Linked DNA regions of Mus musculus: all the other regions are linked to region 1. A link is a loop called in an ENCODE intact Hi-C map of the cell type or tissue named here. Cell type or tissue: heart. All regions are shown on one strand. Region 1 holds the start of Zfp748 (zinc finger protein 748). Region 2 holds the start of Zfp874a (zinc finger protein 874a). Region 3 holds the start of Zfp729a (zinc finger protein 729a). Region 4 holds the start of Zfp455 (zinc finger protein 455).

The links. A loop is a pair of places that touch in the nucleus more often than their neighbours do. Peaks named below come from ENCODE experiments on the same cell type or tissue, not always from the same donor. Only the 100,000 strongest peaks of a DNase experiment are listed, where the experiment ranks them.
Region 2: a loop joins it to region 1, with 4 times the contacts of the local background. A loop is called at or near these places in 2 of 42 quality-filtered maps.
Region 3: it touches region 1 in a loop (4-fold over the local background); 2 of 42 quality-filtered maps call a loop at or near these places.
Region 4: a loop joins it to region 1, with 1.9 times the contacts of the local background. A loop is called at or near these places in 2 of 42 quality-filtered maps.

Annotation. Positions count from the first base shown.
Region 1 is chr13:67,548,570-67,556,569 of GRCm38, reverse strand. Zfp748 (zinc finger protein 748) reads left to right here and starts at 3,418. Exons shown (of 4, transcript NM_001035231.3): 1 at 3,418-3,539. The coding sequence starts at 3,534. It overlaps 9430065F17Rik (RIKEN cDNA 9430065F17 gene), which reads right to left and starts at 3,368. Exons shown (of 5, transcript NR_131100.1): 1 at 3,317-3,368; 2 at 2,941-2,996. In heart, no CTCF peak of the experiment used is centred here; a DNase peak (open chromatin) is centred at 3,409; H3K4me3 peaks cover 2,112 bases; H3K27ac peaks cover 1,288 bases.
Region 2 is chr13:67,446,956-67,454,955 of GRCm38, reverse strand. Zfp874a (zinc finger protein 874a) reads left to right here and starts at 3,332. Exons shown (of 4, transcript NM_177712.4): 1 at 3,332-3,444; 2 at 5,480-5,606; 3 at 6,040-6,135. The coding sequence starts at 3,439. In heart, no CTCF peak of the experiment used is centred here; a DNase peak (open chromatin) is centred at 3,315; H3K4me3 peaks cover 1,600 bases; H3K27ac peaks cover 1,320 bases.
Region 3 is chr13:67,633,103-67,641,102 of GRCm38, reverse strand. Zfp729a (zinc finger protein 729a) reads left to right here and starts at 3,322. Exons shown (of 4, transcript NM_183146.4): 1 at 3,322-3,456. The coding sequence starts at 3,421. In heart, a CTCF peak has its summit at 3,750; a DNase peak (open chromatin) is centred at 3,302; H3K4me3 peaks cover 1,135 bases; H3K27ac peaks cover 874 bases.
Region 4 is chr13:67,191,571-67,199,570 of GRCm38, reverse strand. It overlaps Zfp455 (zinc finger protein 455), which reads right to left and starts at 5,065. Exons shown (of 4, transcript NM_001048204.1): 1 at 4,977-5,065; 2 at 912-1,038; 3 at 327-422. The coding sequence starts at 4,982. In heart, no CTCF peak of the experiment used is centred here; a DNase peak (open chromatin) is centred at 4,950; H3K4me3 peaks cover 967 bases; H3K27ac peaks cover 841 bases.

The DNA.
Region 1 (8,000 bases):
AATGACTGTGAAGTGTTTAAGTCTAGCAAGTGAATTGGAAGGGGATCTAGGACAGTTTAAAAGGAAGTTCTCCATACTAACAAATCCATTAAAAGGTGCTGTGAGAAATTATTATCTTTCAAGCAATGCCCTCACTCTCGTCTGGTTTGAACCAGAGCTAAATAATTTCAAAAGTTATTGGTTCTAGAAAGTTCACAGGGAGAATGGGTCATAAATGGAATTTCTGGATTAGTTGGTGAACCTGTTTAACTAATTATCAGTGTTCATAAAACATCTGGAATAGATGGTAAGTAGTTTCTTAGCTTTTTAACCCCTTTTTCTCCACTAAATTCATTTCAATATTATGCTGATTTCCTAACTTTAAAAATGATCAGTAACAAGCAAGTAAACTGAGTTTAAAATGTATATAAAATGGAAGAAACATAGATTGGTAAGGCCGCTGTCCATAATTCCTCCCGTGCACTCACAGCAAACCTAAGTTGAAGATACAGAGAGAGTCTGGTCCCGTACCATCTACAGGGAGCCAACTCCTTCCTCTTCTCTGCAGTTCCACAGAAGAAGGTATCCATAGCCATTAGCAGCTCAGCATGCCTGCTTCAGAGAACCTTCTCTCTGCCCCGTTCTGCCTTCACAGTAAGATTGCATCTCTCTGAAAACTTTATAATATCTAGATTCATGGGGGCAATCACTAAACTGGCTAAACTTTGATGAATGAGCATCCGTATTTATATCTCTCCTGTTGTTTTTCCACAGGGGCAGGGGGCACAGAATTTTATTGTGCTCTATCATCCTTCCAGGCATTCCTTGCCATAATGTGCCCTACCTCCAAATTGTGAGATAAAATAAAACTTTTCTGTCCTTGAGGGTCTTGTGAGATACTTTCTGAGAGAAACAGAGAAAGTTATGATAGATAGCTATGATATTGCACAGTCTCAGAGAGGACAAGCAGGGATTGAATGAGTACAAGTTTTTCAGCTATGCAGTTTCAGATTTGCCTAGGCTATATGAAAACCTGTCTCAAATATAAAAATGGTTACAATTCTTGATAATTAAGGTACTGTACTGGCTGGTTTGGTGTGTCAATTTGACACAGGCTGGAGTTATCACAGAAAAAGAAACCTCCCTTGAGGGAATGCCTCCATGAGATCCAGCTGTAAGGCCTTTCTCAATTAGTGATCAAGGGCGGGAGAGCCCATTGTGGGTGATACCATGCCTGGGCTGGTAGTCTTGGGTTCTATAAGAAAGCAAGCTGAGCAAGCCAGGGGAAGCAAGCCAGTTCCATGGCCTCTGCATCAGCTCCTGCTTCCTGACCTGCTTGAGTTCCAGTCCTGACTTTCTTTGATGATGAACAGCAATGTGGAAGTGTAATCTTGGTGGTCATCTCGTGATACCGGCATCTCCAAAACACTGCTGTTTTCTGCTGCAACTAGGCTTCACCAATAGCCTCTCATAGGCTCTCTTTATGGTGCCAACCCTCAACTCCAACTTGCTTCATGGTCATGATGTTTTGAGCAGGAATACATACTCTGACTAAGACATACATCTGTTGAATTTTTAAATATTTTTCTATGGCAAAATTTCCAGTTCAAACTTACATAAAATGTGACTTACATCCTGGGTGGTATGTTTACTAATTCTATGTAAACATGAGAATATTGCAAAGTGAGACTGTCTGCTGCATGTATTCTGGATAAATGATTCTCTCAGAAAGTGGTCATTTGTGTGAAGGAGATGGGTGTTGTTTTTAGAAGTTATGTCCTTCTAAAATGAAAGCAAAAAGGACCAAATACCCTGTACCTGACTGTGTGCTTTCATCACTAAGGCCCAAATATTTGTAAACCCTGAGACTTCTTAATCACACTCTTCTCTCCAAATTGAATTCATATTTGCAGAGACTGTATTATTCATTCTTATCTATAGAAATATTGGCATTTGTGTCACCTAATAGTTATTTTTATTTTTTTCTATATGAGTACACCATAGCTGTCTTCAGACACACCAGAAGAGGGCACTGGATTGGGATCCACAGATAGTTGTAAGCTACCACGTGATTGCTGGAATTGACCTCAGGACCTCTGGAAGATCAGTCAGTGCTCTTAACCGCTGAGCCATCTCTCCAACCACCCTCCCCAACCAGTTATTAAAACTCCTTCTTAAACATTTCAGGGAAGAATAAAAAAGGACACAAGTAAGTTTCTTTCTTTCTTTCTTTCTTTCTTTCTTTCTTTCTTTCTTTTTTTTTTTTTTTTTTTTTTTTTTTTTTTTTTTTTTTTTGGTTTTTCGAGACAGGGTTTCTCTGTATAGCCCTGGCTGTCCTGGAACTCACTGTGTAGACCAGGCTGGCCTCCAACTCAGAAATCTGTCTGCCTTTGCCTCCCAAGTGCTGGGATAAAAGGCATGCGCCACCACTGCCCGGCAGGACACAAGTTTCTTATTAAAAAAAAAAAAAAAAAAAAAAGACTTTCCTTCTCAGCTGAGATTTAGCTTCCTTGTGAACCACTGTCCGTCACGAGTCCAGACTCTTCTTTCTAAAAAGGTTTGTTCTTTGGTCTTTGGCATGACCAGTACAGCACTAGATATTTACGAGGAGATAGGAGGTCCCAATGGTGCCAATCTATCTTTATTCATTCATTCATTATTTCTATGTTCCCAGTTAGATTCTCTGAGTTCTTTACAAGTGAATTCTAGAGAGCTGGGCTTTTAATTTTGTTCTATAATTTTAAATCATATCTGTGCACCTTGACCTGTGCACTACACTGTATGGATTCCAATGTTCACACTAAGACTTTTTTTCCAGCTGTGGCAAACTGGTTATTTTATTTAACTACAGGACGAGATTGTCTATTGTAGTGGTGTATTTATAACTAAAGCCTTCTTCATCCCAGGCAAGCAGGGACTTTACCCCTAAGATGCTCAGTAACCCTTTTTTGTAGTTTGTACCTTTTGCCCAGGTTATCCTTGGATTTGGCATCCTTCTGTCTTAAGCTCCTGAGCATCTGCGAAGACACGGAGTGACAAATAGGCTGATTGTAAAATCATCTTAACAGAAAGTGGTCATTTCCATACAATTTTTTGCTGATTTATTTTAAAGTTAAATTGAGTCAACGTGAATTTTACATATGGAATAAACCTCATAATAAGTAGACTTTGAGTTTTAAATCAGTACAGATTGACCAGAAATAATCAGCAAACATTAGAGTCAAAGGCTCGACTCACATTCAAACATCTCCGGTAGTGAACCCGGGATTTTAAAAGCAGCCCGACTCCCTATGGCTGTCCCAGTGCAAAAAATGCTCGCGTTCCCATCCATCCTCACCTGCAGAGGTGAAGAAACACAGGAAACACACACGTCACCAGCCTGTTTTCCTGGCGCCTCGTCGCACAGACTTGTGGGAAGTGTAGTCTTCCGTTGGATCGCTTCACAAGGAGCCATTGTGGAAACGGCACTTCCGCATTGCGACTGCACTAGTGCATTTTCTCTCAAAGTTGGGCGATTCTCTGGTCCTGCTCCGCGCTCGGCTTGCATCGCTGACATGGAGGTTGGTCCAGGGTGTCGCGTACCGCTGCAGGTCGGAGGGACCGAGGGCGGGTCCGGCCCGGAGGCGGCGGAGGAGGGGTGGCCCGGAGGCGGGAAGAACAGACTTGGTGGAGCCCTGCTGACCTAGGCTGGGCCACAGCGTCTGGAAGCCTGCTGGGGCCGGGGAGAGGGCATGCGGTTGGTGCTGGAAGTGAACGCTCTTGTGAGCTCAGAGTAGCTGCCTGGGTCTCTTATAGAGGCTGTATTGGTAAGAAAGGAATTGGGAATATGAAAATCCAGGATTGCTCGGACAGGCGGGTCTGCTCGTAACCTGTACCTGGAAGTGGTGGTGGTGGACTCATACATCTCAGATTGGCTATGGACCCACGCCTTCCCCGCGCTTGTCAGTTTTCTCAGGACACCTAGACCAAGTGGAGATCTGGCCCCTCCTGTACTTTATAGCCGGCCTAATACTTTTAGTTTGTATTGATAGAAGTTCATAGAGTTACTAGTTTCCAAGGACGGAGAGTTTTGCGAGAGAGATTGATGCATGGGATGTTAATCCCATTTTCATTGGAACAGAGATTTATGGACTGCCGTTTTAAATAGGAATACTTAATGATCACTGCTGTGACCTGAATCCTCAGACTAACACCCCCATGCAGAGCTAGAATGATCCCCTAAAGGAAAAGATTCTAGCTTTGCAAAACAAGAAATTACTGATCCTGCACTGTACTGGAGAAGAATAACTCATCCAATTCCATTGGGAATTATGATGCCATTAGTTTGTGGGAGATGAGTTGGCTAGAGGCTACAAGGGTGTCTAGGGATTGACTGTAAGGGGACAGAGGTGCTTGAGTTTCTCTGGGAAAGAGAAATAGTCCTGCCTACCTGACCGGATGCTTACAGTGCTCTCTGATCGATCCCATGGTTTTCTCCCGTCGTTGTCCACTGCATACTGTGTCTAAAACTGTCACTAGTTGTGGGATCTGTGTTCCACGAGTGCCCTTAAACAGTTCGTCCGGAACCGTTTCTCCCAAGTTTTTATACTGGGTCAAAAGAGTAAGAGATGACTTTAAGAGCTATGGTTCACTCGGGATCCTGTAGTTTTTTCACAGTGGGCTGCTCACATAGTCTTTTGTTTGTACAAGTGAAAATATGAGGGAAGGAATTACTCATTTTAGAAACTCACATATAGTGACGTTGTTGTATTACACATGTCGTCCTTACAAAGACTCTGATAGGAAAGTTTGCAGGATGGCGATGATGATGCTCACCATCCCCTGGTGATCTGTGTGACATCTGTTGGTTAACATGGAGAGAAGATACGGAAGGTATTTGTATAGATTTGGATGGGAGGAATAAAAAATGTGAAGCACGGATTTTTGTCATTTTTCTCCTTTTGGTTTATAAAGATTTCTGTTCTTGAGTCTGTCGGTAGTTGTTTTCAAATGCAAGTGATGTATTTTGAGTTGAAAAGTATGCGTCAGATTGTTTGGCAGACTTTTTCAAAGACACGCAGTTATTATCTTCTTTGAGGTGGCTTCATAAAAACAAATCAGTTGGATGAGAATCTGAGCCTCCACTGTTTACAGGATGGGCTGCGCTTAGTATTTCTTTAGGCACAAGTAGTAACATTGTACTGAATATTTAAGATCACTGTTAGATTTGTACAGATTTGAACAGATTAAAGCATGTGTTACTTACTTGGAATACATATTTAAAAAGCATATTAGTTTGCAAGTAAATAACACCTATGGTCTCCCATACCATGTTCAATGTTCCAAGTTGGCAAGATGTCAAGATGTGTTGGCTAAAACCAAGAATTAATGATGGCTGCATGTAAGGTACATGTGGGTGAAGAGCTGGGCCAGAGACCTATGAGTTGGCTACTTTATCATACTTTTGTTGAGGTTTTAAGGCAGCATGTTCTTTAATCCATAGGTAGTCTGTGTTCAAAATGGTGTCACTAGTAGCTAGAAGCTAATTGGAAATCCAGTCTTCTATTTGCAGCTAGCTTTTACTTCCCATAAGTTCCTGCTAATCAGGACTGTTTGGTTTCAATGAAGGAATATGTTTGAGGGGCACAGGCATGGTGTGCATGAGTTCTTGGACTTCTCCTTTCTCCATGCTGTTAGTCTAGGCTTGTGTCTAGGACCAGCCTCTATTCAAAAGACGGGAAGTTAAGTTTCATCACCTGGCGGTGCCATATCTCATAGGTAAAGAAAGTGGAAGATGTGTTTCTCATCTCTCACCTTGTGCTTTCAAGCTTTCATGCTTTCAGCAGAGTCTACTTTCTTAAGAGGTGACTGGGTCAGGTGACACAAGCCTTTAATCCCAGCACTTGGGTGGAAGAGGGGGGCCAACCTCATCCGCATGATGAGTTCTAAGACATCCAGAGCTACATTTTGAGACTTTGTCTTAAAAAAATGCAAAGGGGTGGGGGCTAGGTGGAGACTGGGTTTAGCCATCTTTCGTCATCCTGCTTGCGACTTAAGAGTCATCTGTTGCCATCCTCCTCATTGAGGTTTCCCTCTGCTGTTTTGATGGGAGGCTCTTTCCAATGCATAAGTTTCTCTCCATTGCAGTTCTCCCACAGGCTCCGGTTTCTGTCCTGTTGACTTCTCTGCTCTCCAGGTCTGTTAGAGGGCAGCTTTGTTTGTGTGTTCTTGCTTGTTCTTTTTCTTCTGTTGTATGTGACGTACATCCCTCAGCTTCCCCAGCTGTTATTTCTGCTGAGGTTAACTACTAAGGATTTTACAGAAGCACCTCCTGGGTTAGGGGTTCTCCTTACCTGCTCCTATCAGAATATTTGCTTACCTGGCTTGCTTAGCCTTCTTGAATTTCTTCAGTGTTGCCTAGACTGGCATTTGTTGGAAGTTTTAATTAGTTTCCATCACTATTTCACATAGTGTAAGTTTAAAAGCCACATTTCTTAAAATGTAATTTTTTCTTTTTTTTAATGTGGGTTTTGTTTTTTTGTTTTTTGTTTTCCTAAATAAGAGAGGTCTTCACATCTCACAGGCTAGCCTTAAACTCCCTGTGCAGATGAGCCTGGCCTTGAGCACCTGGTATTCCTGCCTGTACCATCCAAGAACTAAGATTATAAACACGTAAGGACATTCTGGTGTCCTTCTTTTCTTTTATTCTGTGTAGAGTGTTCCATAAATTCATTACACTCATGGCAGGTTTTTTGTCTCCCCCCCCCCCCAGTCCTTGCTTTTACTTTCTTCTTTATATTCTTTTTTTTTTTTTTTCCTTATTGAATCTGTTTTTGTGAAGGTAGGACCACATACCATGCTATGCCTATGTAGGAGCAGAATTTTGATGAAACACTGTGCCTTGGTGCCAGGGATCCACTTCATGTCATTACAGTGGGCTCCAAGTACCTTTACCTACTGAGTCTCCCCACAGGCCTTCAGTTGTGTGTGTGTGTGTGGTGTTTTGTTTTGTTTTGTTTTTTTGTTTTTTCAAGACAGGGTTTCTCTATATAGCCCTGGCTGTCCTGAAACTCACTTTGTAGACCAGGCTGGCCTTGAACTCAGAAATCTGCCTGCCTCTGCCTCCCAAGTGCTGGGTTTAAAGGCATGCACCACCACGCCCAGCTGCCTTAAGTGTTCTTACTGTCACTTTTTCATGCTCTTATAACCTCTGGCAGCTTTCTGTTTGAGGAGGCCTCCTTCCTTCTGCTGACTCTTTCTAGTGTTCACACCTTTGTTATTTCCATTCAGTAGGGCATTTTCAGCTCTGTCATTGTGCTTCTCATATTTTATTGCATGACTGATTTCTGATGTTCTTGTTTACATATGGCGTTATTATCTTAGCTCCTTATTTAGTTGTTTGAATCCTCCTTTAGATTTTTAACACAGGTTGGGTGTTCAGGGCATCTTTGAGATGTTTTGGTTTTCCTTTGTCTGATCCATGTTTCCTATTTGTATTCCTTACAGTGTTTATTGATATTTGGCCTTTGGGAATAACAGTGACCACCCATCATGAGCCTAGAATTTATAGAACCTTCAAATGTGTTGTAAGATATTAGATGCCTTTCTGTAGCGGGGAATTGTCAATCCACCCCCAGGGGATGATCACACTTTTTGTCACCTGCCCTACTCTCTGGATTTGAGAATAAAAGACACACATATACAGAGTTGTTTTTTTTTTTTTTTTTTTTTAATATGCCTTATTAGCTCAATGACTGGGCACTTCCAAATCTTTCCATGGCTAGCACACACTCCCCTCCGGTATTCCTTACTTAACATTTTTTAAAAATCTATATTTCATCTCTACTACCACAGACCTGATCTGGGGAGTGGCCTCTGGAGCCACTTTCCTGGATTCTTATATATCGGCGAACTCTTAATTTTAATCTCTCTGCTTCCTGGTCCTGGCATGGTACGTCCTACCTCCTCTCATAGCAGAATCCCTCTTCTCTCCTGCATTCTTGCCCAGGAATCCTAAAAGTCCTACCTCTTTCATCCTGCCC
Region 2 (8,000 bases), 100 kb after region 1:
TGCAAAGCTTCTGTAAGGCAAAGGACACTGTCAATAAGACAAAATGGCAACCAACAGATCTGATAGGGGGGGCTAATATCCAATATATGTAAAGAACTCAAGAAGCTGGACTCCAGAAAACCAAATAACCCTATTTAAAAATGGGATACAGAGCTAAACAAAGAATTCTCAACTGAGGAATACTGAATGGCTGAGAAGCACCTAATAAAATGTTCAACATCCTTAATCATCAGGGAAATGCAAATCAAAACAACCCTGAGATTCCACCTCACACCAGTCAGAATGGCTAAGGGCAAAAACTCAGGTAACAGCAAATGCCGGCAAGGATGTGGAGAAAGAGGAACACTCCTCCATTGCTGGTGGGATTGCAAGCTGGTACCACTCTGGAAATCAGTTTGGCCTTTCCTCAGAAAATTGGACATAGTACTACCAGAAGATCTATCAATATCACTCCTGGGCATATACCCAGAAGATGCTCCAACATGTAATAAGGACACGTGCTCCACTATGCTCATAGCAACCATATTTATAGTAGACAGAATCTGGAAAGAACCCAGATGTCCCTCAATGGAGGAATGGATACAGAAAATGTGGTACATTTACACAATGGAGTACTACTCAGCTATTAAAAACAATGAATTCATGACATTCTTAGACAAGTGGATGGATCTGGAGGATATTATCTTAAGTGAGGTAACCCAATCACAAAAGAACACACATGATATGCACTCACTGATAAGTGAATATTAGCCCAGAAGCTCAGAATACCCAAGATACAATTTGCAAAACACATGAAACTCAAGAATAAGGAAGACCAAAGTGTGGATACTTCAATCCTCCTTAGAAGGGAGAACAAAATACCCATGGAAGGAGTTACAGACACAAAGTTTGGAGCAGAGACTGAAGGAATGAACATCCAGAAACTGCCCCACTTGGGGCATAAACAACTACCAAACCCAGACAGTATTGCAGATGCCAACAAGAGCTTGCTGACAGGAGCCTGATATAGCTGTCTCTTGAGAGGTTCTGCCAGTGCCCAACTAATACAGAAGTTGATGTTCACATTCATCCATTAGACGGAGCATAGGGTTCCCAATGAAGGAGCTAGAGAAAGTACCCAAAGAACTGAAGGGGTTTGCAGCCCCATAGGAGGAACAAAAATATGAACTAACCAGTATCAGCAGAGCTCTCTGAGACTAAACCACCAACCAATGAAAAAACATGGCAGGACTCATGGCTCTAGCTGCATATGTAGCAGAGGATGGCCTAGTCGGTCATCAATGGGAGGAGAGGCCCTTGGTCTTGTTCTGTGCCCCAGTATAGGAGAATGCCTGCGCTAGGAAGCGAGAGTGGGTGGGTTGGGGAGCAGGGGGAGGGGGAAGAGGATAGGGGATTTTTGGAGGGGAAACTAGGAAAGGGGATAGCATTTGAAATGTAAATAAAGAACATATCTAATAAAAAAGATTTATTTATTTATTATGTATACTTTACATGTATACTGCTTATGAGTACACTGTCACTGTCTTTAGACACACCAGAAGAGGGCATCCGACCTCATTACAGATGGTTGTAAGCCACCATGTAATTGCTGGGATTTGAACTCAGGACCTCCAGAAGAGCAGTCAGTGTTCTTAACCTCTGAGTCATTTCTCCAGCTCCCTCTCCCTTGTTTCTTGCCTGGGGATCCTAAAAGTCCTGCCTCTATCTCCCTTCCATCATTGGCCACTGTTAACTCTATTTCCCAACCAGAGCCAACTGGGGGCAGTGTTCCTTTAGCCTATGTGCAGGACACTGGAAACAGGTTTTTGAGTAACCTGATTAGCATGAGAACTCAAGCTGCTACAGTTTTCTCGTGGTTTGGTTGGATCAGGATAACTAGGGCTTGCTGTCTGTCATGGGGTAGCTGTGCTTTGGAGGTGTCACATTGGCCTGGTTCGTGTTGATTGTGTTGTTTCGAGGGCCTTTAGCCATCTAGATGCTTTTGCTCCATGGATGTTCTCATTGTAGCCGGATTGAGAGGAAGGTGAACCTGGATGGTCCTGGTGTGGCAGGCCTCTGATGGGCTGCCTTGGGCTGTATGGTTGCGAACCTGTGGTTCTGTATGCTTCAGGAGTCTCAGGTTTGATGAAGGTGGGCAGATATGTGGCAGGAGAATGGAGGACCTCTCGGATGGCGGGCTGCTCCAGCAGCTTGGCTTGCCCCAGAGGACTCAGATAGCAGGGAAGAAGGGTTGGGGAAGGGAACCTTACCTGTGGTTCAGGAGTCTGATGGAGGTGAAGGAGAGGTGGCAGGAGAGTGGAGGTTCCCTGGGTAGTAGGCTGCTCAGAGCAGCTTGGTTTGGCCCAGAAGGGATTCTGTTATTTCCAAGGAAAACTGCCAATATAACATACTATTTCCCTCTCTCCTCCTCCTTTTTTTTTGGGACAGTCCCAGTACAGGCCTCTGGCTCTCCTAGAACTAGAGTTTCTCCTGTCTCTGCCTCCCAAGTGATTGAAGGCATATCCATAACATCTGGCAAGTTCCTTTTGTCTATTTTTCTATTTTTTTTTTGCAAGCTTAAGTAACATTTTATAATATGTAGAATGAAGATTAAAATAAACATATTGATGAGCAACAACTTGTAAACTTAACAAACAAAACATGGAAAGGCTTGATTCACAAATATCTTCTGTGATGAATCTGGATATTTCTGGTTTTGTTGTTCTTTGTTTTGTTTTGAGACAGGGTTTCACTGTGTAGCCCTGGCAGGCCAGGGACTCACTGTAAACAAGGCAGCCTGGAACTCAGAGGTGCCTGAATTTGCTTGCAGTGAGCTGGGATTAAAGACACCGCAGGCTGTGAATCTTGAATGTCAAAAGCAGCCTGAGTCCCTGCTTTTGCTCTTTGTCCTCTGTGAGGAAACTTTATTGTGTGCCGGGCACCCGCTCTTAAATTACTAAAAGATAAGTTCCTGGCAACTTCCCTCCTCCAGAAAATTGTAAAACTCTTTTGAAATGATTAACGCATGGTCTGGTTTCTGCAAACTAGCTTATTGCCACTTAACTGGCAGTGAGGTGGTTCCTCAAATAGCTGTAAACTCCACGGAAATTAAGGAATTAAGAACTTTACAGTGAAAATCCGGAAAAGCGGCACCTTACATAAACATTCGGCTCGTTAGAACTGGACACAGTTCATGGTCTCCTTGTTTCCTAAGTAGGTGACACTACATTGCAGACACACATCAATGTAGAAATCCAGGACCTTTAAATAATACAACTCACTCTCCTAGGACTCCTGCAACGCCATCGCACAGACTTGTGGGAAATGTAGTCTGCAGCACGGTGACGTCACAGGTCTGCACTTTTAGTAAACAGTTCATCTTTTAGTAAGCATGTGCGGCTCTTATCCAAAGCTGGGCCAGACTCTGGTCCTGCTGTGCTCTCCCGTTGGATCTCTGACATGGAGGTTGGTCCAGGGTTCAGTCATCCCAGGGTCTGTGCGGGGTGCATAGTTCCGGAAGGAACAGGGACCGGATGGAATGGGAGCTGGGAAGAGCTGATTTGGAGGAGCTTTCTGGACAGGGCTGGTGAGAGGGCGCTGCGGGGGTTGGTGGGACTGACCCCTGCGTTAGACTGACAGAAATCAAGGAATGGAGAAGCTTGTAAGTTCAAGGATTGCCTGGGCAGTGTTGGCTGGGTGAAGGTCTTTGCCTGGGCATGGTGATTCTGGGCGTACACTTTCCAGCTTTCTGGTGGAAGCATTAGCTGGGTCACTCTCACGTGGATATTACTGGATCTGTCAGTAAGTTTAGTTAAGAGGAGATCTGGTCCTTTCTGTACTTTATGGCTGTCTGTCACGGAGTTCAAGACCACTGAAAAAAACTCCGAACAAAACTAGGAATTATGAGATAAAACCAGCCGGGCGGTGCTGGCGCACGCCTTTAATCCCAGAACTTGGGAAGCAGAGGCAGGCGGATTTCTGAGTTCGTGGCCAGCCTGATCTACAAAGTGAGTTCCAGGACGGCCAGGGCTACACAGAAAAACCCTGTCTCGAAAAACAAAACACAAAAACACACAGAGAAAGAGAGAGAGAGAGAGGGAGAGGGGGAGGGGGAGGGGGAGAGGGAGAGGAGAGAAGAGAGGAGAGAGAACCAAACAAAAAACAACCCAAACTGCTTTATTTAGAGCCACAATCTCCTTTGCCAGTTTGAGAACTGCTGCAAAAGGGAAGATAGGGGTTGGAATTTTTAAAGGCACACACCACAAGTATCTCAACTCTGGGGATTTTCTGCTATGTGGGTTTTTTTTTTTTTCTTTTTTTGGTTTTTTGTTTGCTGTTTGTTTTTGTTGCTGTGTTGTACAACAGCTTAGTTGGAAATGGAGCTAGCTTTTAACTATCACACATGCAATAACTCTTGTCTTGCTTTGAGGTGACAGAAATTGCTAGGTTCCAGGGTCAGAGTTTTGCGTACTGGAGATTGAGGTGTGTGATGTTTCCTCCACTTACCTGGAAATGAATTGTGAATTTACAGATGGTTCACTTGGATTAGGAATCTCTCGTGGAAAGTGTTTAATTCCTCACTTGAAATGACACAGATGTTTTCTGAAAGGATATTGAGCTGTTTCTCAGTGGAGGATGAACTAAAATCTCCCTAAGTAAAACAAGAGATAAAACTTTTGCCTCAGAGGTTGTAAGCCTGAGATCGAAAAACCTGTCACAAGGTGTTAACAAAGGACACCAGAGGTGCCCTCGTGTTAACACTGCACACACGCTGCCTGTTTCAGTTGGTCAAACTCTTTTGTAAATGTACAGTTCTGATTTATAGGTTTTGTGTACATATTGTCTGTCCAGAATGACTAACCTACTGTTGAACCAAACATCTATGTTCCCCAATAAATTCTCTGTGTTTCTGGATGTCATAGCCTCTTCAGTCTCTCCTAGCTGAGAGACTGTAAGTCTGGCCCTGCTGTGAAGAAGATTTTTTTTTTCCCTTCAACATCTCAGTGTTAGATCCTGGTTTTCAACATCATAACAAGAATGTCTACTGATCCTTACATTAACATCCCCATCGGAGGGCATAACAATGCCATCACAGGAGACTCTGAGAGTTGCATTGCCATAGCAAGCCTACATGTGGAGTGAAAAATAATAGAAACTACCAACTCTCCCTATTCCATCCAGGATGGTGATGTGAGTGTGTGAACCCCTTTCAGGATGGAGACATGAGCTGGTGTGAGGCCTGATGGCTTAGGGATTTTACTGATTTGGAGGGAGCATGAAGGTCTGTGAAGGGAACACAGCCCTGTACACCTGATTGGCGCACGGTGGGCTCCTCACCCTGTCCTTTGTGTGTGGTTTTGTGTTTTGCTGTTTTTCAGTCAAACCAAGGGTTTGTGACCTGGAGACTGGCTTATGACTCTGCAGTTTATTTGTATGTATTTTATTACTAGTGCTTTAAATTGATTAACAGTGTGATATCATTCACTTGTCCTTATTTCAGGAAATGCTGTCCTTCTGGGATGTGGCCATTGATTTTTCTCCAGAAGAGAAAGAATGCCTGGAGCCTGCTCAGTGGGATCTGTACAGGGATGTGATGCTGGAGAATTTCAGCCACCTTGATTTCCTGGGTGAGGATTGCATCTATCTTCTTCACCATCAGTGTCTAGCTTCCCCCTTTGATGCAATATCTCACTGAGTTTTCTATTATATCCTTCCTTTTAAGGAAATAGTGGGGAGACTGACCTATAGCTAAAAATCATCTTGCTTTCTCTTCTGTTTGTAACCTGTGTGTGTTGGAAGTATGTTTCCTTTACATGGGAATCATAGAAAGTTAATATAAATATTTTGCAATTGAATTTTTAATGTTTTCCCTTTAAATAAAGGTCAGTATAAGTGCCTCTTCAGTATTCCAATATACCAATCAGAAACATGTAAATAATTAATTTTTTTGATTTTCTAACTTCCATCATCTCTTTTCTTATAAGCAGTATTCTAGACGGAACCATACTAGTCCCAGTAGAAGAACACTCAAATAATGTTGTTCCTCTTTCCTACAAACAGGTCTTGCTGTTGCTAAACCATACTTGGTAACATTTCTGGAGCAAAACCAAGGATCTTCGGGTGTGAAAAGCCAAACATCAGCCACCATTCCTCCAGGTGTGTAGAAGTGAGTGGGTCAGATGATAGATGAGACATCCAAAGATACGAAGGAAAGCCAGGATTTACCATGAACATTGAGACATTTGTTATGGTAGAAATTATTTGTAAGGTATTGCTTTTAATTTCTTCTGCTATAATGAAAAGCCACTCAGATGTTTACAATGGTTAAGGTATCAAGTTTATAGTTCCTCTCTGGTAAGCTCTGCTTATATTTAAGGAACATGCAAAGTTCTTCATTTTGTTGAGTATACATTATAATGTAAGACATAGAGGGATGCCACCCAATGCTCGTCAGATAAAGTCACACTAAATCATTTACTTGCTGGCTATGAAGAACAGGCTGACCTAAAAAGAACTTTTCTTTTCTTTTCTTTTTTTTTTTTTTTTTGGTTTTTTGAGAAAGGGTTTCTCTGTGTAGCCCTGGATGTTCTAGAACTCAATCTGTAGACATGGCTGACCTCGAACTCAGAAATCCGCGTGCCTCTGCCTCCAGAATGCTGGGATTAAAGGTTGTGCCACCACTGTCCGGCAGAACTTCTCACCCTGAAGGGAGGCATTGGCCTTACTCTGTTTTGGCTTGGGTGAATTTTAATCACTGCTTCTATTTCCTTAGGGCATTTAGGTCTATTTAAATTATATATATGATCTTGACATAACTTCAGTGAGTGGTATCTATGAAGAAAATTATGCATTTATTTTGAATTTTCCAATTTTATGAAGTACCAGTGAAGTATGACCTAATAATTCTTTGGATTTCTTTGGAGTCTGGTGCTATGTCTTCCTTTTTTTTAAAATTCTTTTGATTTTGTTAGATCAGATGTTCTCTCTGTGTCTTTTCCTTAGTTTGGGTAAGAGTTTGTCCATCTTGTTGATTTTCTCAAAGTACCAACTCTTTGTTTCCTTGATTATTCCTGCCGTATATCGTCTTGGGTATGTTTGCTTCTTTCGTTCTAGGGCTTACAGATGTGCTGTTACGTTGGTAGTCAGAATGAGATCTCTCCAATGTTTTTATAAAGTCGTTTAGTGTGGTGTTCGTAGGACGACTTTACTTGTGACCCATTAATTTCCATATGTTAGGCATTCATTTTCATCCAAGTCTAGGAATTTCTTTCCATTTCTTTCTTACTTTCTGCCTTGACCCAGTAGCCATTCAGTAGAGAGTTTTCAGTTTCTGTGAGTTTGTAGGCTTTCAGTTGCTATTGAAATCTACCTCTAATCCATGGTGGTCCAATAGGATACAGGGAGGTATTTCAGTTTTATTATATCTTTTAAATCTTGCTTTGTAACTGGGTATATGGTCAATTTTGGAGAAGGTTCTGTGAGATGGTAAGAAGAAAGTATATTCTTTTATGTTTGGATGACATGTTCTTTTGTATATATTTTAGGTACATTTGATTCATAACATTTGTTGGCTCCATTTCTTCCCTGTTTTTGTCTGGATGACATGTCCATTGGTAAGAGTGGGGTACTGAAGTCTCCCACTATTAATATGTGAGGGTCAATGTGTGATTTAAGTTTCAGTATAGTTTCTTTTGCAACTATGGGTGCCCTTGCTATTGGGACAAAGATGTTGAGAACTGAGATGCTGTCCTGGTGGATTTTTCCCTCTGATGAGGATGAAGCATCCTTCCCCATGTGTTCTGATTAATTTTGTTTGGAAGGTTTTTTTTTGTTAGATATTACATATTAGAATAGCTACACCAGCTTGTCTTTTAGGTCCATTTGCTTATAAACTCTTTTTCTAACACTTTAATCTGATGTAATGTGCATCTTTGATGTTGAGGTGTGTTTGTTGTGTGCAGCACAAGAATGGATCATGTTTTGCATCCATTCTGTTAGCCTTTTACACTTATTGGAGAATT
Region 3 (8,000 bases), 85 kb before region 1:
TCTTTCATTCCCTCACAGGAATTCTCATATATAGAAAAGATAATATATTAGAATAGATATTTCAAACACATAAACAGAGCAAAAAGTTACAAACATATACAGAAAATTTTTTAATTTGATTATGAGAGGGAGAATAACACTTCATCAATTACCAAGAATAAACCCATCATAGATTGCAGTGCCTTACACTAATGCTGAAGTTATCACATTATAGGTAATCAATAAGGATTGGCAAGGAACTTGCAATAATTTTGGGGGGGAAGAAATTAACAAAAAAAACCCCACAAAAGCAAAAACAACAACAAACCACACACACACACACACAGACTAATTGGATTCTTCCTCAGTTATTGAGATGAACAATATTTTCGAAAGCTCCTACCTTTTACACAGATGGCAATAAATCAGGAGAAGCAGGTTATAAATCAGAAAACATAAGTAACATAATTCAGAGTCAGAAGTCAAATCAGAACTCTCATGTTTATATCAGATTTTTCTAAACCTCTTAATATAGTTCTCAATATGCAGAGAAACTTCTTTTGCATATAAAAACTTATTTCAGATGATTCTGAATAAAGACTGTTATTTAGACAATGGTAACTAATTGTCTTAGTCAGGGTTTCTATTCCTGCACAAACATCTTGACCAAGAAACAAGTTGGGGAGGAAAGGGTTTATTCAGTTTACACCTCCACACTTCTGTTCATCACCAAAGGAAGTGAGGACTGGAACTCAAGCAGGCCAAGAAGCAGGAGCTGATGCAGAGGCCATGGAGGGATGTTTCTTATTGGCTTGCCTCCACTGGCTTGCTCAGCTTTCTTTCTTTCTTTCTTTTCTTTTTTTTTCTGATAAGAGTCTTTAATATTCCCTCTGAAATTTCACAAGCCAGGCCTCCATCTTCTGCACTCTTCTTAACATTATTTTCCAAGCTCCTATAGAACATACCACAGAGCACTTAACACAAAATGGATCTTCTAGCGAAAAGTTCCAAAATCTTTCCACAGTCCTCCCCAAAACATAGTCAGGTTGTCAAATGAATACCCCATTCCTAGTACCAAATTATCTTAGTCATGGTTTCTATCCCTGCACAAACATCATGACCAAGAAGCAAGTTGGGGAGGAAAGGGTTTATTAGCCTTGCTTCTGAAAGGTTTCACAAATCTGGTAATGAATTACATGGCCATCGGACTGGTTGATTTTGTGTCAAATTGACACAAGCTAGAGTTATCACAGTCTATATCTTTTTATTGAAAACATAATCTTGTCTATTTCCTGAGGAACTGATTCTAATCTTTAGTGGTTTGATTATTGTATAACAAGGAGACACTGATAGTTTGAATATGCTTGGTCCATGGGAAGTTGTACTGTTAGGAGGTATGGCCTGATTTGAGGTATAGTCTTTCTACAGGAAGCATGTCAGGAGGTGTTGTTTGGATAACTCATATATGTGGTTGAGTCTGGCCAGTGTGACCCAGAGCCTCTTCCTTGCTGTATGCAGAAGACAGACCCCCTTCTGCTGCCTGCAGATAAAAATGTAGACCTCTCATTTCTGCCTAAACCTTACCATGCTTTCTACCATGATGATATTGAACTGACTCTCTGAAAATGTAAGCCAGTTCCAATTAAATGTTTTCTTTCATAAGGGCTTATCCCTAACTAGCTTACAAGTAAAAGAGGTTCAGACTCGAGGTTATTTCATCTGGCTTTGACAAGTACTGGGGTTCAACCCCTAATTTACTCTTCCTCTAACTGCTTTCTTGGCTACCTTCCCAGTGGTGTACTTCAGATACTTAATGTTTCTCCCAGCCATGTACACCCCCCCCCCATGGCAGCTCATCCTCTTCACCCATTCTTCCTCCTTTTCCTGGCCTCTTTTCCTTCTCTCTCTTCTCCACCCCATACCACCTAACTCAAAAGCCACCTACTTCTAGTCCTTCCAGTAATAGGCTGTACCAAATTTGATTTAACTAATAGTTTTCAATCAAGGAACAAGGTTTGCACAACAGAACCTTTTAAATGTGAGAGGTCCATGGTAAGCTTAGACCTTCAGATATAAAATTTAGTATTACAATACATAGCAACATACCAAACCTCAACACATACACATATTGGAAAACTAACTATGCTCAGAAATGTTAAGTCCTTCTGGTTGTTGGCAATGCCCTTCACTACAGCCATCAGGGGGATGACAGACCACTCATGACCTCATTCTAAACAGACATGCCAATCAAATGTCCAGGTGAATGTACTGCTTGTTGACTCTAGTTTTTCTAAGTTAAGGAATCTGTTCTGATCCCTAGGCAAACACACTCCCTAGAGAAGAAAAATTGGAATGGGATTTTGCACAGTCTCTGCTCTGAAACAGCTTGGCTTTGAATTATTGTGCCTCAGGGAAGTATGAAGACTTTTCTGTAATGCCATTTGTAGCTTTAACTCAAGCATGAACTACACAGGAATAAACCTTCCCACGAAAAGATGGGAATTCTCCATACTCCAAGTTTCCAGTCTAACTTCTTTAATACATCGACCTCATTTTACAGTGATATGAACATATTTCTGATACCTTTGAATTCCAGGAGGAACTATCTCGGTGTTCTGTTTAGGAGAAGTGAGGGAAGTGCAAGGCAGCTACCAGTAATGTTCAAGTATTATCAAATGTGAATGATGACAGGATCAGTGGAGACAGGAAAATCAATAAGGAACATCAAACCAAACACAGAGGGAAATTGAAGAGCCAGTACACACACCATTGTGATCCAAGGAGCTCTGCCCCTCCTCTTGGGAGAGATTCAGAGGAGGAAAGCAAGTGCTCAGAAAACACTTCGTGGTGACTCAGTTTGATTTCTAATTCTGTCTTCAGCACCTGGGATGGTTTTGATAGCATATTAAAGAGATAATGCCCACTCCTACATTAACTTCCTGCTTTCATATTTTAAATAAACAATGAAAGCATGAATTTTCCATTCGGTAGTAATATTCCATAAGTAAATCTGTGCTTTAAAAAACCAAGGGGAAAAAAAAAAAAGAAAGAAAGATCGAAGCTTTAATCTCACAATGTTTTAGCAGAGATAACAAGGAAATGTGATAAACATTACTGTGAAACTCAGCTCACAGGCTAACATCGCTTGCTGTAACCAAAGACTTTTTTAAAAGCCCACTTTCCCTGTGGCTGCCCATGTGCTGCAGCTTAGTTCTTTCCAACTTCAGCTGCCCACAGCTGGACCGCAAGGCAGGCAATGCACAAGACATCTTAGGTGGGGTCCCTGTAAGTCCTTCCAACTGACTTGTGGGAAGTGTAGTCCTGGTTCCTGTTTCGTCATTAGAAAGGGCCATCGGACTCGAACTTCCTTATTCTTCCTTCAAACTTCACTCCTCAAATGTATGCAGTTGTCCTGCTCAGCGCTGCATCTGGATTTCTGAGATGGAGTTCGGTGCAGGGACCAGCGCCTTCTTTCAGGTCTGAGGGGCTGTGCAGGGTGGCAGGTAGGGCACGGAGGGAGCTGGCTCGGGCTTGTTGAGAGGCAGGAAGCTGCTGACCTGGAGATGCTGTGCTGACCTAAGCTGGGCCGCTGCGCCTGGGCACGGGTTTGAAGGGGAGAAGGTTGAAAACAACAGGATGGCAAGGGCAGGCTGGGTCTGCTGACTGCCTGTTCCCGAGATGCTGACGGGAGCGCACTCATCATTACCTAGCTGACCCGTTCTCACGTGACTGTAGTCAGATTCTCAGGGCATACAGAGCACTTGGACTTGTAGCGCCCTCTGTATGTTATGTCCTGGAGACTACTCCTGGTTTGAGCTCAAACAGCTTCCTAAAGTTCCTAGTGTCCAAGGAGCAAGAATCCTGTGAGGGAGGGCAAACTGTTGTGTGGGATGTTAGTTCCTGTTCCTTTGGAATGAATTGTTAGACTCACGGATGCCCTGATTCAAATCACATTTTCTGATAGACACCTTTGTGACCTGAATGCGACAATACATGGCTATAAAACCACAAAATAATCTTGTAGTTGGTATGAACCAGTGTTTGCACAATCCAAATAAATAGGATTTTACACTAAAGATTAAAAATCACTAGACAATAATACCTCAACAGTTCTGAGTATGTGTTGTGTCCAAAATTTTGACTCCTTTTCAGATGTGAGAGACGACTTGGGGTGATGAGAGATCACAGGGTGGCACTGGAAAGTCTGAAAGGGAAGGGGGAAATGCCTCTGCTCATCTGCCAGGCTCTGTGCATTGCTTTCTAATCTGCCAGACTCTGTACATTGTTGTCTCTTCACGTGCTTTTCTTCCTAGAGTTCACGTTATCAGCAGTGTCTGAACTCTTTTAAATTTTCTTTTGTCCCTCAATGTGACATTCAGGTTTAGTGACACACCCTTAATAGTTTTAGAAAGAATTCTCCAATTTTTTCAACTGTATTTGAAAAGCTGTAAGATAGGGAAGGAGAGATGGCTTATTGGTTAAGAGCATGCCTATTCTTCCAAAGGTCCTGAGTTTAATTCCAGCAACCACTTGTTGGCTCCCAACCGTCTATTATTGGATCTGATGTTCTCTTCTGGTATGTCAGCAAAAGAATGCTCATATAAATAAATAAATAAATATTTTGAAAAGTTGTAATATAAATTTCAAAAGCCGTGGCACTCTTGGGGTCTTATGATTTACACATAGTAGGTTTATGTTCATGTAAAAATGCACAGTTCTCCTCTTAAAGGGCTAAGAGAATTGTTTAGTCCACAGCTATTTGAGTAGCCATGATCTAAGAACATAGATTTAGTTTAAACCAAATTCCATACTCCAACATGGAACCAGTTTCATGGTTGTACAGAACAAATAATGTCATTGACCAAGGAAAATTTGAAATACATTGGTGTGAGTCTGATAGAGGCATGCACTATGAGACATTGGAGATATTTTCAATGTCTAAGATACCATCTGATGAGATTTTAGCTTTTGGATTGATAGAAGCTCATGTTCTGCCTAGTCAGTGGATTCTGGGAGGTTTTTATCTATTGTCACAAGCTGTGTGGCCGACTACAGAGTGAGGCAAGGACTGACCCTGAAGGTAAAACCAGCCCAAGGTAAGACAGCTAACCCTAAACCTGCAGAATTCCAGGCTCTGCCTCTCAGTGAACTTCCACGTGGGCCATCAGACTCTGCACCCACAGACTCCTTACAAGAGTTTTGCATTCACAGAATACACACAGGTTTTTTTGTCTGTTTGGTTTTTTGTTTTTGTTTTTTGTTTTCAGGATTTCTCCTCCACAGCCCCTCCCCTATCTCAGGGGATCTTGCTTATATTATCACTCTTCAGTCAAACCAAGTGTTTGTGAGCCAGAGCTGGAGCCTGACTTACAGCATTCAAGTCTACTGTCAGGAAGCATGGGCTTCAGACCACCTTGTCCTAGCTACTGGAATTTTCAATGAGTTTGCAACCACATCTAGAATAAATAAACATTTCCTAGTTAATGATGCTAATCGGTAGGGAAAATATAACAGTATATGAAGTCGGGAATCACATGCTACCTTGTACACCAAAACACATTCATTACAACATAGAGAGGGTACAGCAGGGTGCTCATATATAAACTTACAGACACCAAATAGTCGTATATTTTCTATTAATCAGCCCTATGATAGACAAGTGAGCTAAAGCCTATTGTGTCATTCATCTCTGTGTTTTGGGGGAGGAATCAGGAATCCTGGAGTTCAAAGTCATCCTTTCCTTCATAGCCAACTCAGGGGAGCCTAAGCTACTTGAGACCCCTTGATTTAAAAGACTTTTAAAGCATACTGTATTGGGTGTAGTAATTACTTCTGTTGCTCTCAGTTCTGAGCACCAGTGACCTAACTAGAATCCATCCACTTGATATCTTCCTAATCCTAAAACCTTACCAATCTAGTATTTTGCTAGCATCCTTTTGTTAATGACTTGTGTTGAAGATCAGGATCTTGCTTACATTTACTGTGCAAGCAGTTAGGGTGGGGGGCATTCTCTCTGCCTTGCTTGACTAGCAGGGAATGTTAGCCTTTCTTTGTACTCTGACTATTCTCTATTATTTTCTGTCCTGACCCCATGGGCTGTCTGACTTTACCTGAAAGTTTTCAGAACATCTGACTCTGCCAATGGAAAATGACAACTGCATCTACCACTGTCTGTCACATGTGGTATCACCGCCATCCAGGCAGTAATCTGTCAAGGTGGGTTTCCTTCCTCTTCCTCAGGGAGGAGTCCAGTCTCCTATGCTTGCAGTCCTGCCCTTTTCCTCGAGGCTCTTTTCATTTCATTCTAATACTGTGAGCGATGGTATGAATAATCGACTCACTCATTTTAACAGACTCAGGCAGCAACCTTGTTATGTTAGACAGGTCGTTCTGGGAAACTCTGAAGGGTCCTGTGTTGGGTGATGTCATTCAGTTTCTGGTCTGGGCTGTGTGCATGTCAAGTGGCCATGAAAAGAATGCAGAAACCTCATTTGTACTGATTTTGATGGGCATCAAAAGAAGAAAGGAATACACCCGAGAAGCACAGGTTGATGTCATTTTCTGCCTTTAAAATATGTCTGTCAGTGAGTTCAAGGACACTTTTCTTTCTTCTTTCTTGTCCATTCATTTGTGTATTTAGCTACTTTTCATCCCAATCACAGCCCCCCCGCCCAGTCTTCTCCCAGGACCCCCTCCCATTGCCCCTCTCCCCATGCACCACTTCCTTCCTCCCCGACCAACCCCTACTGGCACATGTAGTCACTGGAGGAGTAGACACATACCTTTCCAATGAAGCTAGGTGAGGCAGCCCAGATCGCGACTCAGGCTCCACTGTCAGGAAACAGGGTCAGGGATAACCTCCACTTCAGGCTTTGGGAGATCCATATGAAGGCCAAGCGGCCTTTGTGCTACATATGTGTGGAGGTGAGCTGTGGGTCTAGTCCATGTATGCTCTGTGCTTGGTGGTTCCCTCTCTGGAAACCCACAAGGGTCCAGGTTAGTAGTTGACTCCGTTGGTCTTTTGTGGAGTCCCTACCCTCTCCCAATCCCACAATCCTTTCCCCAACTCTTCTACAATATTCCCTCAGCTCTGGCTAATAATGTTTGACTGTAGGTCTCTGCATCTGTTTCAGAGAGTCGCTGGATGGGTCCTCTCAGACGACAGTTAAACCAGGCTTGTCTGCAAGCCTAACAGAGTATCAGTGAAAGTTCTTATCCATGGAAACTGTCCACGTTGGGCCCATCATTAGTTGGCTATTTCCTCAGTCTCTTTTCCATCTTTGTCCATGCACTTTTTGTAGGCAGGACACATTTTGAGCTGAAGGTTTGGCATCCTCATCTCTCCCCTGGGAGTACTGCCTGGCTACAGGAGGTAACCATTTTAGGTTGCATCTTCCCTAATGTTAGGAGTCTCAACTAGTGTCACCCCTATAGGCTCACAGGAGCCTCTCCCATCCCAGATCTCCAGCATATCACATAAATGATCCCCTTCCTCAACCTGGCCCACCACCAAATTTTACTCATTCTTTTGGCCCCTCTCTCCCAGGCTTTCCCTACACCTGATCCTTCATCCCCATATCCTTCCCAATCCCCTTCCTCTCCATCTACTTCTGATGACTAATTCCATTCTGAGTGAGAATCAAGCAAACTCCATTGGGCCCTCCTTTTTATTTAGTGTGTCTGGATCTGTGGATTGTCTCTAGGGTATCTTTGTAGCTAATATCCACTTATAAGTGAGTATATATTATGCATATCTTTTTGGTTCTGGACTATGTCACTCAGGAAGATGAAGTGCAAGTTTCTAGTTTCTTTAAATTCAGTTGTGTCATGTAATGTTTTGCTGGAAGCTGTCTCGTCAGAGGGCATGTGATGTTTTGCTGAGAGCAGATGCTTGAGAAGGTGGGTGATATTTAGAAAGAAGATAAATAGAACCCCACACACAGTGAGAGGGTGCTTCTGCATTGATAGGACCTGCAAAGCTCTGCTGGTCTTCACTACATAGAGAGAAATGCACCAAAGAA
Region 4 (8,000 bases), 360 kb after region 1:
TGGAACAAGTCTGCCTTAACACCAGCAAATAAATGACTCCGAGTCTAACCAATACTCAGTTGCATTTCTCTGAGTTTTACACTACAATAGAGACTCAGCAACAAGAAAAACCTTGGAAGTCCCTGCAAATACATGCACAGGGCACACTGTTTGCAAAATATAAATCCTAAGAGACTTAAACCACCATAAATGTCTGAGAGATGTGAAGGAGAGACCGAAAGAATGATGTTCATAATACATATTTCAAGGCACATATGGGAAAGCCAGGCCAGTTGTTGGATCTTTGGACTTGAAATCTGTCCCCTGGTCCCCACATTCCTACACACCTGGGTACACAGTGGCTGCTGCTTGTCTCTTCATATCCCAAGGCCCTTGTCTTTGCTCCAGAAATGTCACCAGGAATGGCTTAGAGACAGCAAGACCTGTTTGGAGAACAAGAGGTTAAGATTGATTAAGTGTTCTTTTACTCTCTCTTTCAGAACAGTGTTTATAAGGAAAGACATGATACAATAAATAACTGCAGACAATTAGTTCCTTCAAGGGTTTCTGACATGGACAGTAAAATACAGAAAGGAATGTACAATATCCTGATTCTGAGTTTCTTTAGAGGGAAAACATGAAACTGAATAGAGAAACAATTTCATTAACAAGTGTGGTCCACGCCTGATGCCGGTGCATTTCTAACAGTCCCACAAGAGCAAAGGAGGCATGCTTCCAACACAGACATTTCAAACACAGCGAGGAAAAACAATGACATGTTTCTTAGCTGTACAGCAACCTCCCTAATTTTTCTTCAAATGATGGATATGAAACTCGTTGTTGAAATACTTCCATGAGATATTGTACAAAGCAGGGAAGCTACATGTTGATGGTTGGGGTGAGATAGGAATTCTCTAAGATACAATGCTCACCCAGGAACACAAGGTGGCTGAAATTCTCCAGCATCACGTCCCTGTACAGATCCCACTGAGCAGGCTCCAGGCATTCCCACTCTTCTGGAGAGAAATCAATGGCCACATCCCAGAAGGACAACATTTCCTGAAATGAAGACCAATGAAAAATCCCACACCTGTAATTAATTAAAACCACTAATGAACTCACAGCAAACCTCTGGTTTTTACGTAGACCTCTGATGCTCATACTCAAACTGCTCCTGCTCCAGAAATATTCCCTGGCTATTATGTGCAGAAATTGTAGACATACCTATTGGGTCAGATCACAAGGTCATACATAGTCCTCTGCACTTTGGTAAGCTTCAGTTTTCTGCAGAGCTCTCTCTGATGCAGCCAGAAGCGCTTTGAACAGTAAGAGCTACACACTCATGTGTAGGAGCGCTTTGAACAGTAAGAGCTACACACTCATGTGTAGGAGCGCTTTGAACAGTAAGAGCTACACACTCATGTGTAGGAGCGCTTTGAACAGTAAGAGCTACACACTCATGTGTAGGAGAGCTTTGAACAGTAAGAGCTACACACTCATGTGTAGAAGCGCTTTGAACAGTAAGAGCTACACACTCATGTGTAGGAGTGCTTTGAACAGTAAGAGCTACACACTCATGTGTAGGTCTAAGGAAAAGCAATCAGAATGCAGTGAGAGCTTAGGATGCTTTAGTAACATGTCATTAGTATGTTCCCCTCTAAGGTTTCAACCTAACAAGTCACCTGCGGCAGCTTCTAAGCATGATGTAACTTCTATTGATGAGGCTTTAAGTCCCATTGGACAGCTCCTGCATATGTCAAGATATTGAGTGGCACTGTGGCATCTTTACAGCTGGAATGACATACAGGATATTGCTGTGGCCCACTGGTATAAGAGCTAAGCAGGGCTATTGATTGCTTCTCTCCCTTGGAACCTGGCAAAGCACCTTCAATGCGTATGGACAACTTGTCCCTCTTCAGATCTTCATGTCAGATCCAGCTGCAATGCCCTGAGTCTTGTGTCTGAAGTGCAAGGTGATTGCACCCTTGGGAGGAGGGAATAGCTATTGTCACAAGACTTTATAGGACAACTAAAATATATCCTCTTTAAAGAATGACCGCACAGAAAATAGCCTTTTGTCTAATGAGCAGAGTTCAGCAAAATGAAGAGGCCAGAAAATCTCCAAAACACCAGCAGAATGAAGCACTTTGGTGAACAGAAGATTCTCAAGGGAAAAGAAATTGAACTGTCTTGAAACCTTCTTTAAAGCTGGTAGAGAAGGGTCCTGTCTCTACAAGTAAGTGAGAACAAACGGATTACACCCTTTTCAACCACAGGATCACCAAGTCCGTGGGAAAACCAGCAATGTAGGGAATGGCAGGAGCCCAGAGCAGAGCAAAGATGAAAACAACTCTCTGTGAGAGAAACACAGCATGCTCACAATGGAGCTACCATGTCTTGAAATCATACAACTCAGGAAATGGAATAAAATGTGAAAAATATGAAAGACCAAATGTAATCATCTTTGTTTTCCCTCTGAAAAACATTCCTTATATAACGATGATTTATTTTTAAAATAAATAACACATTTGTTCCATACATTAGGCCTCTAGATGTATTTTTGGATTTTAGTAGTCTGTATATTGTTTATGTGTCTTCTTAAAGCACCAGTAGGTGGAGTGTATTCAGTAAAGGATGGAATAGAGAATATGAAAGAACTGATCAGGCAAGCAGACACAGCTGTTAACTCATTATATGTCACCTTACTTGAAAAAGACTATGGAGGACTCTGTGAAGACAGAGAGTTTCTTTTCTTTTTTTTTTTTTTTTGGTTTTTTCGAGACAGGGTTTCTCTGTGTAGCCCTGGCTGTCCTGAAACTCACTTTGTAGACCAGGCTGGCCTCGAACTCAGAAATCCACCTGCCTCTGCCTCCCAAGTGCTGGGATTAAAGGTGTGTGCCACCACGCCCGGCTAACAGAGAGTTTCATAACAGAAAATGACAATGTATTGAGGATCTGCACTGCTCAGGTTTATTACTTGTATATGTGTTTGACAAATGTTCAAATCATGTAACTTCTCTTCATGGCCTCTGACATACACATGCAGATCAGCAGGATCTGACTGTCATCACCAAACACACCTCCTCTCCAGTTTTCCAGATATGACATGTCTAACACAGCAAGGTTCATACATGAGTTGTACAGACAAGTAACTCCTTCCCTCATACTAACATTAAGAGGCCTGGGAGATCAGGGGGACAACTACACACCAAGGGGACCTGGACTTAAACCTGTGCAAGAGGACGGCATCCCACACTAGCAGTTTCCTTTACTGGTTGCAGACAGCAGTACCCATGTGAGGGACAGTGGAGGACGTGGGCTTGTTCCAGCTAACTGTAAGAAGCATTTGCAAGCAGCTAAACCTCTGGGACAGGAACACAGGAAGATATCCCAGAAAAAGAGGCAGAAAATGACACATGAACATAAACTACAGTAGCCTGCATCATTCAAGAACTGCAGAAAGGCAATGAAGAAATGATGGAGTCTCTGCCTAGATATGGACGGAGCAAACTGGAAGAATTCAGGGAAGACCAGAAGAAAGCATCCTCAGGTCATGGCAGAATCTAACACAAACTTAACTATCCAAAAGGAGTGAACATTCACTGTCAATAGGAAGAATAATCAAGCAAGGGAAAGAGGAGAGTCCTTCCTCACACAGTAAATCCAAACAAATAGTCACCCAAATGTACCATCTTTAACAAGAGCATGTTAGTGAAAACAAAGTTTGAATCCCACATGGATTGGGTCGGCAGAAGGGAAGCATGTGTACTTTGTAAGACACCAAAGTGTTGATTGCAGGGGTTTTCCACGGCTCTCACTGGAAGACATGGAATGAATCATAGAGAGTATTTCTCACGTCCATCAAGCATGATTAAATGTTTTCTGACACAGACTGAGGTAGCCTACATTGGCCTTGAATTTGCTATCAAGCAGGGGTTGACCAGAGGGTCCTGCCCCTCCCCCTCACAAATACAGAGATGACAGGAATGTGCCTCACAGTAGGCTCAAGTGTCTTTCTATCACAGGTCTGTTTACTTTAAGTCACAAGAATACACACAGGTCTGTGAGCTCTTCCTTACCCTGCTGACCTGACACAAAAGCCTGGCCCCCTAAAACAAGGCCACGCGAGATTTTCACCAGATACTAATACCCTGCTCATAAACGTTCTCAGGTTCAAGGCCTGATCAAGGCACGTTGACATAATCATAGTGTGCCAAGCAGACATTGTGTCTTATTTACAATTATTCAACCCTACTTTATGAACAGGAAACCTATCCAAGGTTTAAGGAAACCCAGCCCTCAAGGTAAAACCAGGTGGCAGGTTGCCTGCTTTGCTGACTTCCCTCTGTGTATCCACTACATGTGTTTCCTCACCTATAGTCAAAGACTCTCAGTGACCTCCCATCCTGGCAGATCTCTCTGCTCTGTTCCAGATTTTCCCATCTATGACCTGTTGGGACTTGGATTTTTATTCTCTCTTAATTCCTTAACTGATAGGGAAAATGAACATAATCAGGACCGTAGGAGGAGGCCAGGTACAGAGGATAGTGGGGCCAGGTACCCCATTTGCTCTAAAGGTACTGACTGGGGCATCTGACAGCATCCACCTGAGAATGGGGCAGCTAGGGGAGCATGCTTCCCAGCAAAGCTGTCAAAGAGTTCCCAGCACTGCCTCAGGTGCAAGTAGTCATCTCACCATCACTAGCTTGCAATCCTGACCCCTGCTACCAGTCTGTTCCTATGTCCAAGACACCCTGCGGTGTCCTATGAAAACCCTCACCTCAGACACAATCCCAATCGCCCCATTCCTGGTCCAGAACTGCAACCTCACGTGACCCAGCCAGATCAGCACAACAAATCCCAACAGCTTCTTTTCTTCCGTTCTCCCTCCAAGCCCAGGTCCGCTCAGTCCCCACCTTCCCCACACCCACTCTCCCCGCCTTTTCCCAGCCCGATGCTTGCACAAAGCCCCAGGCTGTGCTGTTTCATGAACCAACCTCCATGACAGAGACAACAGGCGTGTACAGCCGTTCAGGACTCTCGCAAAAACTTTGAGGAAGGCACAATGTACAAAACGAAAGCTAAAGTGGGATTGCCTGGATGGCTCCTCGTGATGGCACAGTTGCTTGGACTACATATCCCAGAAGTCTTTGCGAAGCTATTCCTGGAACTGAATGTGGTCTTTCCCTGGTCTTAGATTTGTAGCCTTCTCTCTGTTTTCTTTACTATTATACTATGGTAGGTACTATGGTAGGTACTTGGCCTACTTTAAAGCGCTCGACTCTAATGTAGACTCTGTCATAATACTCAGTATTGCAAATAAATAAATAATACTTGTTCCTTTGCAATTACACTCTGCATGAGACATACATGGATCAGATTCCACATCATGAAAAACAGTTTTGTGTAAATATTAGGATGTATATACTGTGGTTAGTTGGTCAGGGACACATTGAGAGTATAGATCATTTAACAAAGTTAAAACTTTAAAATGTTAATATATATTTAAGAAATTCCTTTTTAGTGGGAGCTGTACTACAATTTTAACGGTCTCCAATGGTTGTTCACAAACACAGGTACACATAAGCCACTGGGTATGTTTGCCCGTTGTTGATGTTGTTGTTCCTTCCCCTGCTCAGATTACACTTGGGAGGACACAGCTCCTGAGGTCACACTGGTATGTGTACTGGCCACTGGCCCATTATCCATTGTTAGAATTCTCTCTGCAGAGGTCTGATCTTTCTTACTCAATTTCCTTTCCCTGCTCTGATCTACAAGTGTTCCTATGTGACAATATTTTGAAAGTCAAAGCATCTGCCCTGAACTAACCTCAGTTTCTCAAAATCAGGACAGAGAAATGATTATTTCAAAAACAAATCAGAAATATCAAATAAGTTTATTGGAATTTGACAATCAAATACGTTAAAAAAAAACACCATACTCTGTAACCTGGAAGCCTCTGAGAGTTTCACTTTCATCTGTTTCTAAGAAAGACAATTCACTTCTCAACATGCCCATAGACTTTAATAGTCCCAAGACAGTCAAAGCCCAAAGTCTCTTGATGTTGTAATTCAATCAATTGCTTATTTCAAAGTGCTTACAAGATTACTCCTTCAACCTACCATGGACCAGTGGAAACCTGCCTTTTCCAAAAGGAGGAATAGTGACCAGGCAGGGAAGGATAAGAATAAGTTCGAGAGGAATGTGCTGTGAAAACCTAACCCCTACATCATCATATGCATTGGGTCTGTGGTTGCTGAATCATTTGGATGTCAAAGAACAGTGTCAACCTAAACTTCATCTGTGTGTTCTAAAGCACAGACATCCCCTTTCTAGATGTTGCTATGTTTCTAACATGAGGCTATGGTGGGGTTCCAAGTCCACTTAGCTGTCACCTGCATGTTTTATGAAGTGTGATCCCACCAAGATATTAGGAAGGACAGTATACACCCTACCAGTTACATGGTGAAGCATTTCTCTTAGCATGGCTGCAAAGCTCCATGCTGACCTACAGGATGCACCTCAGAGCCTCCACAACTAGTACAACATATACAGTGCTGTCCAGTTCTGCTTTCATCTAGGTTAGTATCAGGCCCCAAGAGAGTTTCCTTTGTCGCTGTGTTCTGAACCTGGAGAGCTTTCCTGAAAGTGTAGTTATGAGCATAAAGTCCCCACAATGGGCTTTCCAATGAAATCAAAATTTCAAATGAAATTCCACTTCCACAAGGCAGAGACTTCCATGGATGTGCTCTTGTCACAGAGGAGATTTAATGTTGGCTCTGGACAAAGTACCAGGATTGCCCATCTCTATAACAAGAATAGGGGATCTCACAATGTCTATAACTTTAGATTCACTGAGGTTGTAGAATGAGAATAGTACCCTACAGCCTCATACAACTGATGCTTCGGTCTCAGTTGGTGGGAAATATTTGTGAAAGAGTGGGAGGTGTGACCTTGTCACAAGAAAATGTCACTAGGCTTTTTCATTACACAATAGCATGCAGTTTCCAGTTATCTGTATGTGCTCCAGTGTGGATCAAAGAGTAAGCTGTCTGCTCCTACACAGGACCATGACTGCCTGCTTGCTGCCATGTTCCCTGAAGTGGAATGACTTCTCAGCTCTTCAACCACCAGCAGGAAATCAAACTGCTTTATGTGTTTCCACCACAATGAATAAGACACTCCATTCTGTGATTTTTCCAGTGAAGAACAGAAGAAGAGTCTGCTCCCATCAGACCAGGGTGTAATGACAGACGTAGGAAAGATTCCACCCAAGACTCTATCATGAATCAAGAGTTTACTAGTTTTGCTGACAGGCATTTGATTGAGAGATAGCACAGGAATACAGGTGGCTCAAGGCAGCGACATGTGACTGGATTCTGGGTAAGAACTCAGGAAAGTTGCATGCCTGCAGACGATTCTTGTCTTGTAGGATGCTGCAGTGATAACAGGGTTCTCAGCCTCTATAGTCCTTAATGTTTATATCAGCTTCATCAGTGAGACTCCTGTGAGTCTTGTAAAGAACTCTGAATTCCCCATGCCTACTCACAAGCTTACTTTCTTAAGGCTAATGAAGCCCACCTCCAAAATGTGATGTTTCCTTGGAATGGAAACTGATGTTGGTCAAGTCAAAAGCACATTCATGAGTGAGAGACCAATGAATGCTTCTGTTCGGCACTGCCCTTACCGTCGAAGGACTACTGCTAAAGTGTAGAGACACACATATGTAGAGACGATCTTCTTTCCTAGATGATCTACCAGAAAAAAATCTCATAAGAAACATTAACAGAAAATTTCTCCTGCATGATTCATGAACTCATCATGTGAACAGTCAATAATTCTAGGTTCCTGAGTCTGAAAATCATCAACACTTGAATAACCTTATCAGATATTGGTGTCTGGAAGTGAGTTTCAGAGATAATTATCTTCCCTGTCGTATATTGCTTTGGAACACAGTCTTTAGATGAACCTGGTCGATGGTAGTCTGTATTCCCCATAGGTCAATCTGGACATGAGGTAGT